2 separate regions of the Homo sapiens genome follow, and region 1 is linked to region 2. A link is an interaction called in ENCODE POLR2A ChIA-PET data of the cell type or tissue named here. Cell type or tissue: PC-9. All regions are shown on one strand. Each heading gives the region's core, and the rest is flanking DNA. Links, peaks and the distances in the headings are about the cores only. Region 1 overlaps LOC124903210 (a long non-coding RNA gene). Region 2 has its middle 84 kb from the start of LINC00676.

Region 1 (5,382 bases), core at 290-5,289, 58 kb after region 2:
ATTACATCTGCAAAGATACTGTTTCCAGTTAGGTCACATTCACAGGTGCTGGGAGTTTTAAGGTTTCAGCATCACTTTTGGGGGGACACAATTCAATTCATGACACTTGGGAAACCTGCTTCCACTTAACAGTGCAAACCCTTCTGCCACCATTTTCTAGTCATAAATCCCACCAGGCCAAAGCTCAAAGTACTTTGTAGGATTGCATTTATTACCCTAAATTATAGTCTCAAATTCGCATTATGAATTATGCATTGGGTATTGGACAATAGACATATGGGTCCACAGGTTTTTTGTTGTTGTTGTTTGATTTGATTTTCCTTACCTAAGTATGTCAAGGTGTTGTCAATTCACTCTACACATCTTTCTGCATTACACTGAGCATCTGCTTTGTGCCAGGCAATGTTCTAGGTGCTCAGGGATCAATGAGGACTAGAGCTGATGCAGTCTTTACTCTCATGGGGGTTAGGGTCTAGCAGCAAAGACAAACATTATACAAATACTAAAGACAAATGCAGAGAGTTTTGGATGTGGCCTTTTGAAACTTGGCTGTACTCCTTCCTAAATCTGTGACTATGGATCAATCACCTAACTTCTCTGTGCCTCAGTTTGCCCATCTGTTGAAAGGACATACTATCGGTAAACATTTCACAGCATTATTGGAAGGCTTGACTAAGTGAATTCATGCGAAATTCCCAGAACAGGTCCAGACACAGTAAGTAGTCTCTAAGTGTTAGTTATTATTATGCTAGAAAGGCCTTAACCTCACCTGGGGACAGAGAAACCCTTCTTGCAGAAATGTAGGCAAGCTGAGCCTGAAGGCTAAGTGGCACTCGGGGAAAGGTGGAGGAGGGGAGAAGAGGACTTTTTAGGTAAACTGATTAGGAAAGGAAGTGACACTGGGGTATTTTCCAGAGTTGTATCCTAATGCTGTGTTTGCTGCCTCCTTGATCCGTTCACAGCCCGCGGAGATAACCCTTTCTTCAGACACACACTCCCATCTCATGTGTCTCTAGCAAAATATCACCTAAAGCTACCCTCTGACTCTTCTCTTTGACATTTGTACAACTTCACCAAGCACTAACACACCTATGAGAGGCCACTGGCCCTTGTTTCCAGCCTCGGAATTCTCCAGGAATCCTGTGTGGAGGAGAGAGGACCTGTATACAGTCTGAATATCACCCTCTGGAAATAGTCCTCCCAGGACACACATTGGTAAGGCCTTCTCTTGACCTCGGGTTCTTTTCTCTTCTTGCATGATGGTAGATGCCTGCAGCATATCAGGTTGAGCTGTTTCATCCCAGGATTTCTCCCATTTTGTGAAACGCTGGCCGTGGTAGGACCGCTCGGTCCTCTGCTCTGTGGTATCCCACACACTTCATCTCAGGAAGTCTTGTCTTGTCTGAGGACTTTCTTCAAAAACCTCAAATCTTTCCTGCTGATTTCAGCCCTCTATAACTTTAACTAAAGATCTGCAGCCTTTTTCTGTAAAGGGCCAGATAGTAAATATTTTAGTCTTGTGGGCTATAATGATCTCTCTCACAAACACTCAATGCTGCTGTTGAAGTGAAAAAGCAGCCAGAGGCCACATGTTCATGAAGGGGCAAGGTGTGTTCCAATAAAACTTTGTTTATAAAAACATTCAGTCAGCAGGATTGGCCTGTGGGCTGTAGTTTGCCTTCCCTTGCCTTAGACTATAACATTTCCTTTGGAAAAATCAAAGCTGTGATCCAGGGTGGAACCATTGTGGATTCATGCTTAAGTTTAATACAGTTAAAACCAAACTCCCTTTTCTACTAAAATTAGCTCCCGCCCCAGATTTCCCTATTTCTGGCAATGACAGCAACACTTTCCAACTCATACACGTTTAACAACATGGAGTTGAATATTTGATTCCTCCTCTCCATGAACTGCCATATTTCTCACATCTGTGTATTTCTATTTTCATAGCTGTCATATCTTATCACTTCACATGGGATATTTATTTTCTTGGCTTTGGGACTGACAGATTTGCCTTCAGTTTTTAATTTATTTTTATTTTTTCATCTTAGTATGGTTTTGGGGTCAATCATTCCTAAAAATGTTGCTGTTACCAATCCTTTACTCTTCAGTCTTCCTCACCTACCAAACTCTGACTGCAGTCTGCCTTCAGTTTCTACCTAGGTCTCACCATGGGGTTTTCCTCTGACAAGGAAGTCCACTTTGCTTTGTTCCCGCACCCTGTTCTTTGGCTCACATTACTTCCTCTGTTCAAGATGACCTTTCATCCACAAGGCTCCTCCCCTGTGTCCATTCTCAAAAGCCGAGCTCAGTTCTAGCCTTCTCCCTGACCCTCATCAGTCCATTCCGTCCCATACTCTCCTGTGCCGACGTCTCCCACCTGTGGAATCTTGAGTGCAGGTCGTCTCTTAGACTCACTTGGCACCTCATCACACAGCACCTTGCATCCTTTTCTAAAGTTTCAGAAGTGTTTGTGATATGCCCCTGATTAGAGCAATGTTTGTCAAGACCAGCAGCATGCCTCACAGTGCCAGGATTGTGTTTGCATAGACATTCTTTCCTCCACGATATCCTGTCTTATCTCCTTATCAGTTATTGGAGTTTAAGGGGAAGTAGCTTTTTAAAAAAAAAAAAAAAAAAGTTAAATGAACTATCTTTATAGGCAATCCTAAATTTTTAAATTGCCTGTGTAATAGACACTATTAAAACTAGAGGGTGATAAGACCCCAAATCACTCTATCCAAGCCCATTGTGCTAGTAAAACATTTGAAAATCCACACTGATGCAATGGCCACATGAAAGAGAACAAGGTTTTGCAATGCTCAAAGTTGAAACAAAAATGAATTAGAGCGTTGCCTCCTCTACTTTTGAGGGAAATACTCATACTTGAGATAAAGAAGATTAAGCCGATTTTATTATGGGGAAAATGAAATGATAGGCAATTTTGTGGATTTTCCAAAGGAGATTTATTAATACATGTATCTTTAAAAATATTAGATGTTGACTAAGAAATTTTCCCCTTAAATATCCAATTTTCCTTAAAAATTAATGGCTTTCATTTTCTTTTAGATGTGGGATTATTACCGCCACTGCTTTTATATATCAGCTTTAATAGAAATCTTTTTTTGGATCAAAACTTGAAAGAAAACATTTGCGAAGAGTAGAATGTATAAATGAACGATGGTATATTCGTGCAAAAGAATACTACACAGCATGAGTCTGCAAACTCCATCCTGTAGGTCGAATCTGGCCCATCGCCTGCTTCTTAGAGCCTGCAAACTAAAAAAGGTTCTTACATTTTAGATGTAAAATTTTTGAAAGTAGGAGATTTTATGCCATGTGAAGGTTATATAAAAGTCAAATTTCAGTGTCCATAAATGCATTTGTATTAGGGCACAGCAAGATTCATTTCCTTATGTATTGTCTGTGGCTGCTTTTTGTGCTATACTGCCAGAGAGACTTTTTCGGCCTGAAAGGCAAAATACATACTACATGGCTCTTTAAGAAAGCGCTTGCTAACCCCTGCTATGCAGCAGTAAAATTAGCAAACAGAAAGGGAGACTTTCACAAATATGATGGTGAATGAATAAAGCTAGTCTCTAAAGAGTAGGTGTCATATAGTCCAGGCAAAATTAATCTACAGTGAAATAAATCAGAATGGAGATTTGCTCTGGGTGCGTGGGCTCTGTATGCAAGGGAGGCTTCTGGGGTGCTGGCAGTGATTGACTTCTTGAGCTGAATTCAGGTTGCACAGATGTATGTTCCCCAAAATTCTCTGGGCACTTGCAATTTGTGATCTTTTCTGCATTTATGTTATACTTCAGCCTTAAAGGTTTACTTAAAAGAGCCTAGGAAGAATAAAAAAGAATGATTAAGAAGAGAAATGAAAATAGAGGAAAGAGGATGCACGCTGAGGAACAGTTATGAACTGGAAGACGGCAGAGCTGCCGGGATGTGCCTGGAGCCGGGTGAGGCTGGGAGGAGGGGAAATAGCTGGGAAAGGGGCCGGGAGAGAGCCCCCGGGATGTGTTAGGACTTGAGCAGATCCTACCTAGCTTTGTCACCACCATCACCCTATGAGGCAGATATCATCTTTGTTGTATAGAAAAGGAAACTGAGGCTGAGAAAGATTCTGCATCCTGCCCGAGGACTCACAGCTTGTATGTACAGGGCACATTTCAATCCAAGGGGAAACCATGCTTTGTTCATTATTCTTCGGAAAGAGAAGGAAGGAGTTAGTGTGGATGAAATACGCAGATTCTCTCTGTGGCTATCAGGGATTACTGAAGCCCTAGAATGACTGTTACCCCCTAGAGTGGGGAGCTTATGTGGGGAGGGGCGTTTGAAAAGAGCGTTGGGAGAAAAAGTGGTTTCAGAAAGGATAGAGCAGTAGAGATTCTATCTGCTTTGGAATGTTTATGTCAACATTTTGGCATTCTTAACTCAAGAGGCACTCATGTGTTCACAGTTTTCTATTTCTTCTACTTTTAGTGCAGATATTTTTCCAGTCTTGAGGTGAGATGGCTTACCTGTGTGTAAACTATGCAACCAGTTTAATGAACTATGATGTGAAGATCAGTTTCTGATAATATAAAATATACTCCTAGAATTCTGTGGCTTGCAAACTTTTAAAATTATTCTTGGCTATACAAAGAAATCAAGAAAGCTTTTCTCTTCTGAAATGTCATGAAGTTTCCCAGATTCTTTTTCAAAATCAAAGCTATGTGTGTCTGAATTTATGTCGCCAAGTGATTAGCAGGTGACAGGTTGGCCTAAATAAAACACAGATTCTGATTTAGCTTACAGGAAAATTAAGCAGTCTAATTAGGTATAATAAACAAAATGAACAAATTAACATCAATCTACCTGTGCTCAGTTCGTAGGTGAGCCTAGAGTGAATATTTATGTTTAGTTAGTTTTTTTTTTGGTACATGTGTGGTCTGTTCCGGTATGAGATTATGTTTGGTACAAATTCCAGGTCAGATCCTGTACATTAAGAAAGTCAGCTATAAGGGACAGTTAGAAACATTTGGACATTCCGGCACTTCCATAAATTATGCATGTGTTCTCATTGCAGAAACTGGTAATGCTTCTAAACAAATGGAGACCTCCTCAAATGTTGGCTTTTAGTCTTTAGATTTATTTTTCAAAACACATGCACACAAACAACAACAACAACAAACCTCTCATGTTTCAGTGGTTAGCCCTCTCTTCTTCCCCTTACGCCTCTTCTAAGCAATTCAGTGTGGCATACTCTCATCACATGCTAAGGCTCAGAAATACTGCTTGAGTTGTAAATTCCAATTTTCATCTACCTATCTTTTGCTATTGAAAACAAACCCCAAGTCTGCTTTCAATTGTTGCAATATCTTCATGAGTCTT
Region 2 (5,382 bases), core at 260-5,259:
AAAATGTTACATTGTCCATTTTGATATTGATATTTACTTTTAAAGCAGTGTTTCTAATCTTTTTTTTTTAACCCTTTGGGAACCTCCTGGCTATTATGATTGAGTCCCTAGAAAAATACAGTTACACACAGTTTTGCTTACAATTTTGAGGGATTCAGGCAATCTCTGTACCTCCAAATGAGAACCCATGCTTCAAAATCCTACTCGATAACTTACATTTTGAAAGGCATGTCTTATATACTGTATAATTGCTGCTAAGTCTTGTTTCACAGATGTGTACTCTGTTAACCATGACAGTTTGGTTTCAATGCTATATAAATCCAGAGTCAGCAAACTATGGCCTAGGGCCTAATGCGACGCACCACGGGAGACTGCGTAGCCTGCAAAACTGAAACTGAAAACATTTACTTTTTGGATGTTTTTAGAAAAAGCTGACTGACCCCAGCTATAAAAATGAAATCTGAGAAAATGGATGTTGTGGCTTTATATTTTATGCATTCCAATAATGAGCTATATTTGAGAGATTCTCCAAATCACATGACCTTGACATTTCTGCAGGAGGATGCTCAATGCTGCTTTTCCTGTTTTTTTTTTTTCTGAATTTGAAGTCTCCAACTGAAGATAATGAGTGCTCCCTCCCCATATTATGCAGAGAAATACAAAACTCAGGCATGCAGCACTTGCAAAAAGATAAGTAAATTGTTGTTATGGTCCCCACCTCAAAGAGCTTGTCTAAGAAAACACTCAACATGTATTTTGTGGGATAGAAACTTATTTATGTGATTTTGTAAAGTGAAACTCGCTGGGCACTTCTCTGCTCCCACGTGTGAGTGAGATCTTAGGCCTGTGAGAATCCCAGGGAGAGATCTGGGGGTTTGTGAGAAGCGCAGCATCACTGTGGTTGCTGGCCAGTCGCTTGCTGAGCTCAGTGGACTGCAGGCCTGCTCAGTGCTTGTGAGAAGCGCAGCATCACTGTGGTTGCTGGCCAGTCGCTTGCTGAACTCAGTGGACTGCAGGCCTGCTCAGTGCTCCTGCTGAACTGAGGCCTGAGACTGGTCTCAGCAGATGTGGAACTGTGTCCTCTAGTGCAGTGGTCCTAGGGACCAGTGCCTGTGCCTGTCCCTGTCCTGAAGGTAGAAGGATACCTGTAGCATGGAGAAGAGGCAGAGGTCAACAGGTGGCCAAGCTGTTTGAAAGGACCATGAGTTTAGAAAGGACCATGGACCATGAGTTTTTCTGTGGGTAGTGAAGGCCAGGGAAGAGAGTAGAGCCCATCCATCTCAGAAAGACCTGAGTCAGGAGGGAGGGTTTCTGGAGCAAAAGGACTGCAGCAAAAAGGACCTGCAGGGAGACCACAGGGCAGGAGCTGAGGGCTGGGAAAGGCAAGAGAGCTGGAAGTGCCTTGACCCTGCCAGCGGATTGTGGAGACGGGGAGCTCCCGGGTGAGGAGTCAGAAGGACCCTCAACTGCACGCAATGTAGAAGCCAGCCTTGAATGGCTGCCATGACTCGGGGCCTTGGCCAATGAGAGAGGGAGGCCCAGCATCAGCTAAGTGGAAATATGTTTTCAGGTTCCCTTTCATTCCTTTTCACACGGCCTCCCTCACCTCAGCCTCCAGGGGAAGCTCTGGGGTATGAAGAGTAGGAAGCCTCACAGGGGTTTAGGGAGGTTGAACTGCAGCACGAAGGACCTTTCCCTCTTCTCCCCTTGAGGTCAAGCCAGAGTGAATGGAGGGAAAATGCACTGAGACAGATACAAAACCTAAGACACTTGGGTTGAACTTTCTAATCCTGGAAAGTGAGTGGGAAGCTAAAAGACCCAGCCGGGGAAGGGCCCCTGGTTGGATCAAGTGCATGTGAAGATGGGGGTGGGGTGGAAGCGGAGCTGTTCCTGAAGGTGTCCTTCCAGTCAGCGGATTCCATCAGCAGAATCTCCCCCTAATTTTTTCTTTCCTCCAAGATCTACATTCAATAACTTAACAAGAATTGTCTATGCCACCCCTTTCATCCCTTCCCCCCTTTTCCTTAATTATATTATCATTATTATTATTTTTTCTGTCGCTCAGGCTGGAGTGCAGTGACACCACCACAGCTCACTGCAGCCTCAACTTCCCAGGCTCAGATGATCCTCCTGCCTCAGCCTCTCTGAGTGCTGGGACTACAGGTGCATGCTACCATGTCCAGCGAACTTTTTGTATTTTTAGTAGAGATGGGGCCTTGCCATGTTGCCAAGTCTGGTCTCAAACTCCTGGGATCAAACAATCCTCCAACCTCAGCCTCCCAGAGTTGGGATTACAGGCATGAGACACTGCGCTTGGCCTCCTTACTATTTTGCAAAGATTTCTTGTAAGGATTGCTGAATATCCTATTACAGATTCTTTCCACTAGACATTTGCTTACAATTATCCAATACTCCTGCACTTTTGTCCTTGCCTCTGGCCTCAGAATGTTCCCAGTCTCAGTACATTCTCCCCAGTGATGCTGGAGTGACATTCTGAACTGCAAATATGACTACTTTATGCCTTTTCCTCCTGTTTAATTAGTAGGGAGCCCACTCTTCTAACTGTGGAAAACAAGGCCCTCTCAGGCCTCCACATACTTGCCAGCCTCCTTTCTGTGGCACTGTGGACCTGGACCTGGTGACTCAAATGAGAACAAGTATCTTGCCTGTCTGGTTTCTCTCTATATATTCCTTGCTCTTTAAGCACAGCTTGACACATGATGTTTAACAAATAGTTGCTGAGTAAACAAATGGGTAAAATACGACAAGTCACCATCATCTCATATTACTGGGGTGTAACGTATGCCCGGCTTCCTCTCATAACTGCTCTGAGAATCCAGTGGGAGTATATGTCTTAGACCCTAGCCATCACTCTTAGCAAATGTTTCTCAAGGATCTAGAACCAGAACCACCATTTGACCCAGCAGTCCCATCACTGGGTATATACCCAAAGGATTACAAATCATTCTACTATAAAGAGACGTGCACACATATGTTTATTGCAGCACTATTCACAATACCAAAGACTTGGAACCAATCCAAATGCCTATCAATGGTAGACTGGATAAAGAAAGTGTGGCACATATACACCATGGAATACTATGCAGCCATTAAAAAGGATGAGTTCATGTCCTTTGTAGGGACATGGGTGAAGGTGGAAACCATCATTCTCAGCAAACTAACAGAGGAACAGAAAACCAAACACTGCATGTTGTCACTCATAAGTGGGAGTTGAACAGTGAGAACACATGGACACAAGTAGGGGAACATCACACACTGGGGCCTCTCAGGGGTTGGGGGGCTAGGGGAGGGAGATCATTAGGATAAATACCTAATGTAGATGATGGGTTGATGGGTGCAGCACACCACCATGGCACATGTATACCTGTCTAACAAAACTGCATGTTCTGCACATGTACCCCAGAACTTAAAGTATAATAATAATAATTTAAAAAGTAGAAACTGTCAGACCTCACCTCACCGTGGAAAGCACCGGGAGGTTGTGAGAGTTTCCTTCATTCATTTACTCAGCAAGTGTTTATTGAACAGCTCCCAGATGTGCAGCTCTGTGGTTGGTGCTGGAAATAGAAAGCGGGTTCCAACATTGCTGAAGGTCATTGCAGCCTGTGGGAGGGTCTGTGAGCTGTCATTCCAGGTTCCTGTCTTCTTTCTCTTGACCAAGCATCAGGATGGGGGCTGCCTTATTGGTTGGGTTTGCTTTCATCAGTGAATGAGGAAGGCCTAGTGCTACAGGGGTCTCGTGGGTGGGGACCTGGTCATTCTTGTCTGAATCAACTTAAAAGAGTTTAAATGCATCTGGAATGAGCAGTACCAATATGAGAAGTGAATCTGCCATTTTGGCCGGTTTATGTCTCATAGTGAGAGAAGATTCCAAACACACAAACTGCAGATGGTGAGAACCTGTAATGACAGGCCAGCCTCATGCGATTGGGCTGCAGCATCCCAGGAGGGCCCCTAGGTTTCTTAAAGGAACACACGTGTGGGCGGTTACCACCCTGCACAGCCTATGGGTCTTTCACCATGGAGAGTAGCAGCAATTGCCAGGAGATAGGGTAGATCACGGAATCCACTGCTATCCACAGACTTTTGCTGGAAGAGTGCTCTCAGGAAGGGAAACCATGATGAGCCCCTTCATCCAACCTCGATCTGTCAGAGCCACAAGAGTTGCAGCTGGAAGGAGTTTTTGTTCTGAACCTTTGCAGGGTTAAGCCAGTGCTCAGCACAGGTTAAGATGGCACAGCCCTTACCCCTCACGTGAGGATAAGCTGTAAGAATCACGCCTGTGACCTGCAAGGGACAGTTTTTGATTAATGATCAAATGAGCTGCACATACCTGCTACTGGACATATGCTTATCGTTTCGGCCATCTGCTGGCCTGGCATCTGGCCCACGCTCAAACTTCAGTCACAAACACAGAGAGCAGAGGCATCAACCGAGGACAGACACAAGTGTGCATCGGCAGGGAATATACTCTGTTCCTGGCCGGGCTGACTGCTTCATGGAAACAAACTAAGTGGGGTCTGCTTCCTTCTGCAAAAAGGCCAGGAAGCCTCCCTTGTTGAGGGGTGGTGAGATACTGTGAGGCTTGGCATTAAAAAATTAATATGTATTTTATTTATTAATTCTTAACACCTAAGATATTTAAATATTCTTTATCATGGTATTACATAGTGAATTTTCTTTTCTGATTCATGATGCAAAGTGACTAATATGGTACTTGTCACTTGGTATAGGCTCAACAACATACTTGCCTGTTCCTCTCCTTCTTATCTCTTTTGTTCAATCCCCAACCAAAGTCAGAGACAGGGAAGATACGCTCAGCCAGTAATACATTTCGAAACTCTTCCATCCTCCAAGGGAAGATGTTGACATTTCTATCCATAGGAAAGTACACACACATCTCACCAAATTTTAAGATCAGGATGATTGTATATTAAGAACTATTCAGTTGGAAATAGAAGACAGAATTTCAAAAGATATAGTTGATCCCCATGCACCTTTCCTAAACACAGAATGGAGAAATCATTGATTATGTAGATCATGCATTCTTCAAAGGTGTGCTATTATCCCCAGGAGGCAAAAGTTGATGCTTGGCTGGCAAGAAAACCCTTAGATTGTGCAGTAGTTTGTGGGCCTTCAAGTGACCATAGCACACACACAGATATACCATATATCTATGATATTAAAATTTCATGAGGAGGGTTAAGAAAAAATGTCTTAAAAGGCTCCTTAAGAAGGTGATAATGAAAGCAGCTGAGGGACACTGATGCAGAGGAAGAGTGCACTGGTGATACTAAGCCACATATACATTGCTGAAATGGAGTCCATATGCAAATGTTGCAGTCTGCACCTCTCTGTCTT

Evidence for each region. Peaks named below come from ENCODE experiments on the same cell type or tissue, not always from the same donor. Only the 100,000 strongest peaks of a DNase experiment are listed, where the experiment ranks them.
Region 1: POLR2A ChIA-PET joins it to region 2 with 5 read pairs; 1 of 35 experiments calls an interaction of 5 or more read pairs at or near these places.

Annotation. Positions count from the first base shown.
Region 1 is chr13:109,584,114-109,589,495 of GRCh38, reverse strand. LOC124903210 (a long non-coding RNA gene) reads left to right here. Exons shown (of 2, transcript XR_007063870.1): 2 at 1-5,382. Among named protein-coding and RNA genes, the nearest start is that of LINC00676, 140 kb to the left of the region's middle. In PC-9, for the core only: a CTCF peak has its summit at 2,572; DNase peaks (open chromatin) are centred at 2,405 and 4,465; H3K4me3 peaks cover 972 bases; H3K27ac peaks cover 2,281 bases.
Region 2 is chr13:109,641,596-109,646,977 of GRCh38, reverse strand. No RefSeq gene overlaps it. Among named protein-coding and RNA genes, the nearest start is that of LINC00676, 84 kb to the left of the region's middle. In PC-9, for the core only: no CTCF peak of the experiment used is centred there; a DNase peak (open chromatin) is centred at 2,727; H3K27ac peaks cover 3,149 bases.